2 separate regions of the Homo sapiens genome follow, and region 2 is linked to region 1. A link is an interaction called in ENCODE POLR2A ChIA-PET data of the cell type or tissue named here. Cell type or tissue: Panc1. All regions are shown on one strand.

The links. ChIA-PET counts read pairs that join two places held together with the same protein. Peaks named below come from ENCODE experiments on the same cell type or tissue, not always from the same donor. Only the 100,000 strongest peaks of a DNase experiment are listed, where the experiment ranks them.
Region 2: POLR2A ChIA-PET joins it to region 1 with 13 read pairs; 2 of 35 experiments call an interaction of 5 or more read pairs at or near these places.

Annotation. Positions count from the first base shown.
Region 1 is chr10:114,703,706-114,706,205 of GRCh38, forward strand. It overlaps a transcript of ABLIM1 not described here. Among named protein-coding and RNA genes, the nearest start is that of ABLIM1, 47 kb to the left of the region's middle. In Panc1, CTCF peaks have their summits at 107 (motif pointing left) and 319; no DNase peak of the experiment used is centred here; H3K27ac peaks cover 2,500 bases.
Region 2 is chr10:114,421,695-114,424,194 of GRCh38, forward strand. It overlaps the pseudogene RN7SL384P. Among named protein-coding and RNA genes, the nearest start is that of AFAP1L2, 18 kb to the left of the region's middle. In Panc1, no CTCF peak of the experiment used is centred here; no DNase peak of the experiment used is centred here; H3K27ac peaks cover 2,152 bases.

The DNA.
Region 1 (2,500 bases):
ATAAATGCTTTTTGGCCTTTGTTTACATTATGTACTGTGAGAATAAGATATTCAATTAAAATAGTTTATCAGTTCATTCATCTGAACAGAGCCCAGAAGGGTCGCAGATAGAGGCTGGGGGCACAGAACACTACCACCCTCTACTGGAGAATCAGTTTCTTACAGGAAACATTCACGTTTCTCACTACACGTGAGCTTCACTCCTTTTCAGCATCAATGTAAAGGAGTGAATGTACTCACTAAATCTTTATCCCTGGAAAAATGTGTGGATTCTCTTTGTGGAAATAATATGCAAAGTGTAAACTGACATGCCCAGGAGTGCCAGAAATAAAGATACTGGACTTACACTCTCATGAAACAGGAATCACTTTTTATTTTCTTTATTTTCTTTTCATTGGTGTGGTTAGATCAACATGGAGTGACTTTTGAATAATACAGAGAACCTATGTCTAAATTCAGCTGGCCACCTGCCAACATAATTTATTTGGCATTTGTGTGATTAGGCTTTTCTAGTTAGTGACTCGAACAATCTCTCTCTCTCTCTCTGACACTCTATCTCTCTCTCGCTCTCTCTCTCTCTCTCTCTCTCTCTCTCTCTATATATATATATATATATATATATATATATATTGCGCGCGTTACATCTGTGAGGTATCTTGGAATAACAAGAGCCTAAATTGTTACCACATAAACTATTAAAATGTAACTGCACAGTGGTCTCAGTAGAACATTTTCATAAATGGGGATTATCTATAAATCTGCTTTGGCCGGCTACTAAGCCAGAATTTAGTAAGAGTATTACATATTGGCAGAGATTTCCCAATGCCCAGTTTCAAGCTTTCCTTAAATTGGTTATAGCTCATTTATGCTTCATATCACTTTCTATAAAGTGATTCGCAGCCAAAGCCTGCCTTTGGTCATTCTAAGGGGGGTGGGGGTGGGGAGAAAGAGAAAACGGGCAGAGAAAATGTCTCTCCCTTCCTGGGAGGCTGTGGGGTCCAAGGCCTTTTCTCTGGCATGCATGGGAGTGTGTAAGTCCTCTCTGTTATAGGGTATTGCTACAAAGAGAATCCACAGATTGTTTCCAAGGATAAAGATTTAGTGGATCATTGACTCTAATAAGGCGTCAAGCCCAACTTCAGCGCATTCTGATTCTCAAAGACAAACTCATGAATAGTTCATCAGCTTAAGGAGAAAGACTACTTTAGAATTCCCTTCATGTATACCAGTCTTAAGACGTTTTCAAAGGATTCGGTAGTCATGCCCCAAATTTCCAAACCCATGGCTGTGCCTTGACATGGTGAGGTTTAAGAAAGGGAAGTTCAAGTTCTTTTTTTTTTCATTAGCATCAGGTCTGGTTCTTAGACTAAGCAAGTGTGGAGTCAGCTCCAAGAGGGGCCTGAGAAGTATCTGTTCAAGCTCCAACCCCAGGTAAAAGTGTACTTAAACTATCTTAGATATTAGGATATTTAAGACTTCTAGGGAAGAGCATAGGTCATTTTTAAATGCTAAAACACAAGAAGTACGAAGAATTCTGACTTGACTAGAACCAACCAGTGTGAGGCATATTTTAAAGCAGTTACTAAAATAAAGTTTATTGATAAAGACTTGAGGTTAGGATACAAAACCCATAATAGTTGCTGGGCATCATTCCATATCCTAAAGTGAAACATGGGCACCCACAGGGATCTTGCCATGGCTCATGAGGGGATAGGTCACCAGTGGGCAGGATGCAAATGAAGAGGGCAAGGCGAAGACCTCAAACAGTGGAATCTGGAGGGGATGTTCTGAAAGCCACAGTTTGCAGAGGCTTGACATAACGAGTAAGGATGAAGGAAACGGGAAATGGAGATGGTTTGGGGATGGGCAAACACAGGAGACTGACAGAAAATACAAGAAGTCATTCATTCAACAAAAATCTACTCAGACCCTTGGTGAGAAAGGCTGGGCACCATGATAGGCACAAAAACTAAAGCAGTCTCTCTAAAATTCAGTGCAATGCCAAAGCAGAAAAGGTTAAGAAACTGTATCCCTACCTTCCAAAGGAAGTTATGTAAGATATTTTCATCAACAAAGACAACTTCAATAGAGAAAATCATAACAAAAAATTTGAAATTTGATGATATATCTTGTTTTATGTGGAGAAGACTACAGTGCAAGGACAGAGTAGCGAAGTGGGAGTATGGATCAAATTACTTGTTAATACATTTCACCAGGTGAATTCCCAAGACAAATAGGCAACAGATCAGGTTTATCCTGAAACCTCTAATACAAGGCAGTCATCATTCTTACCCTAAAGAACTGGATCCTTTGAAAAATCACCAAGTCAAACTCAGATCTTTAAACCTCAATCTCAAGTGCAAGAAAGACTACAATCCTTCTTGATGACAATCTCAGAATCTGACAACCATGCAAGAAGAATCTGTTGAGTATCTGCTGTGTAAAAAACAGTAAGATATAATTAGAGAAGGAGAAGGGAAAACTACATACAAATCAGTAT
Region 2 (2,500 bases), 280 kb before region 1:
TGTTGTTGCAAAAGTTTATCCCTTTTTGTTGTTGAGTAATATTCCATTGTATAGATGAACTATAGTTTGTTTATTTATTCCCCAGTTAAAGAATATTTGCAGTTTCCAGTTTTTGGTGATTACGAATAAAGTCAGTATAAACATTCATGTACAGGTTTTTGTGTGAACTAAGGTTTTGGTTTTACTTGAATAAATACATAGGAGTGGAGTCATTGGGTCTTATGTTAGGGGTGTATATCTTTAAAAGAAACTGTCAAACCGTTTTCCAAAATATTGTATCCTTTTGTACTCCCACCATCAGTGTGCGAGTTCCACTTGTTCTGCGTCCTTGCAATACTTTGTACTGAGAGTTCTTTATCTACTTTCTCTGGATTCAAGTCCTTGATCAGATATGTGATTTGAAAATTGCTTTTTCCAATCTCAGACTTGTTTCATTCTCCTTATAACATCTTTTAAAGAGCAGAAGTTCCTGATTTTGATGACCAAGTTATCAATTTCTTTCCTTCTCTGGATCATGCTTTTGGTATCAATTCTAAGAACCCTTTGCCTAAACCAAGGTCATGGAAATTTTCTCCTGTATTTTCTTCAAGAAATTCTATAGTTTTTGGTTTTATAGTTGGGTCTTTGGGCCACCTTTTTTTGCTTTTATTTTGTGAACTTTTTCGTCTGCTTTAAGCCTCAAATCTAGTCTATTAGTTACGTGCCTGTGTTGCCCTTCCAGGCTTCAAGCTCTTTGAGGGCAGAGATTGTTTTATCAGGGTCAGCATTTGCGTAAGCCCTAGAGTGAGCATCGCCTGACATTTGGAGCCTACACACCTCAGTTGCTCCCATAGTCCCAGCCTGTGTTCATGTTCATGTTTTCCACAACACCCCAGCCTCATGCTTCTCACTTTAGATACAGTACAGATGTTCCTGAAATTAAACAATGAGATCTTAGAAAGGCTTTAGGGCTCTGTATGCCATTGAAAATTAAGACAAATTAGGGTAACTAGGAAACATCATTTGTGGTCATTCAAAGGCACTGATTGTATGAGGCACACTTCCCATGCGCAGTCACTTGAATGCCCCCTGCTAGCCCAGACCTCCAGAAAGTTATTTTATTCTACGTTGCCTTCTTCTTCTTTTTTTCTTTCTTTCTTTTTTTTTTTTTTTTTTTTGAGATAGAGTCTCACTCAGTCACCCAGGCTGGAGTGCAGTGGTGCGATCTCGGTTCACTGCAACCTCCACCTCCTGGGCTCAAGCCATTCTCCTGCCTCAGCCTCCAAAGTAGCTGGGATTACAGGTGCGTGCCACCATGCATCTTTTGTATTTTTAGTAGAGACGGGGTTTCACCATGTTGGCCAGGCTGGTCTTAAACTCCTGACCTCAGGTGATCCGTCCGCCTCAGCCTCCCAAAGTGCCAGGAGTACAGGTGTGAGCCACCACGCCCGGCCTCTATGTTGCCTTCTTATAACAGTGTTGCTGAGTTAGATGATTAACCAAAGTGCTCTGATAGTGTATTTTTTAAAATCTGGAACCAAATTCAGGTAGAAAGCAGCAATGGAGACAGGAGTAATGTGTGAGGCCTAAAAATGGAAAGACAACTTTCTATCCTCAGTCGGAGTAGGCCCAGATATGAAACGACAAGGTTCATTATATTCAGGGGCAATTTTTCCCTAGTTGCACTTTTTTCTTCCCAATATGTATGAGTTTTCATGGGACATCCACTTCTTGGGCTGCTTGGAGACAAGGGAAGGAGGCTTTCTCCATTCAAGGGTTGCAGATTCAGAGATTCAAGGAAAAGGCCATTCCATCTGGAAGCTGACTTCCTGACCTGTTTTCAGAACATTTTACAGCAGGTACACCTGCGTCAGCAACAGAGAAAGAGAGGCATCCTTGGACAACAAAGCTACAGATCTAGCAGCATTTGGCTGTCTTTAGAGAAGGACAGACAGCTCTCTCACTTGTGCTAGGTGTGCTAGGAGGTGCTCCCTCGTGCCTCTGCTGATGTGTTTGGGCAAAGAAAAAACAATGGCCAAAGAAGAACAAATTTATTTCTTACCACTGGAAAGGCCTTTAAAAAATTTTTTCTATTAAGAGATAGGGTTTTGCTATGTTGCCCAGGCTGGAGGGCAGTGGCTAGTCACATGCACGATCCCACTACTGATCAGCATGGGAGTTTTGACTTGGTCAATTTCCGATCTGGGCTAGTTTGCCCCTCCTTAGGCAGCTTGGTGGTCCCTCCTTTCTGGAGTTCACCATATTGATGCTGAGCTTAGTATAGACATCCAATCAGCATAGTGGACTGCAGCCCAGAACTCCTGGGTTCAAGCCACCTTCCCGCCTCAGCCTCTTGAGTACCCAGGACTGCAGATGGGTGCCACCATACCCAGCTGGAAAGAGCTTAAAGAACTTCAAAGCTTTGACAGAACTTTTTTTTTTTTGAGACGGAGTCTCACTGTGTTTCCCAAACTGGAGTGCAGTGGTGTGATCTCGGCTCACTGCAACCTCCGCCTCCTGG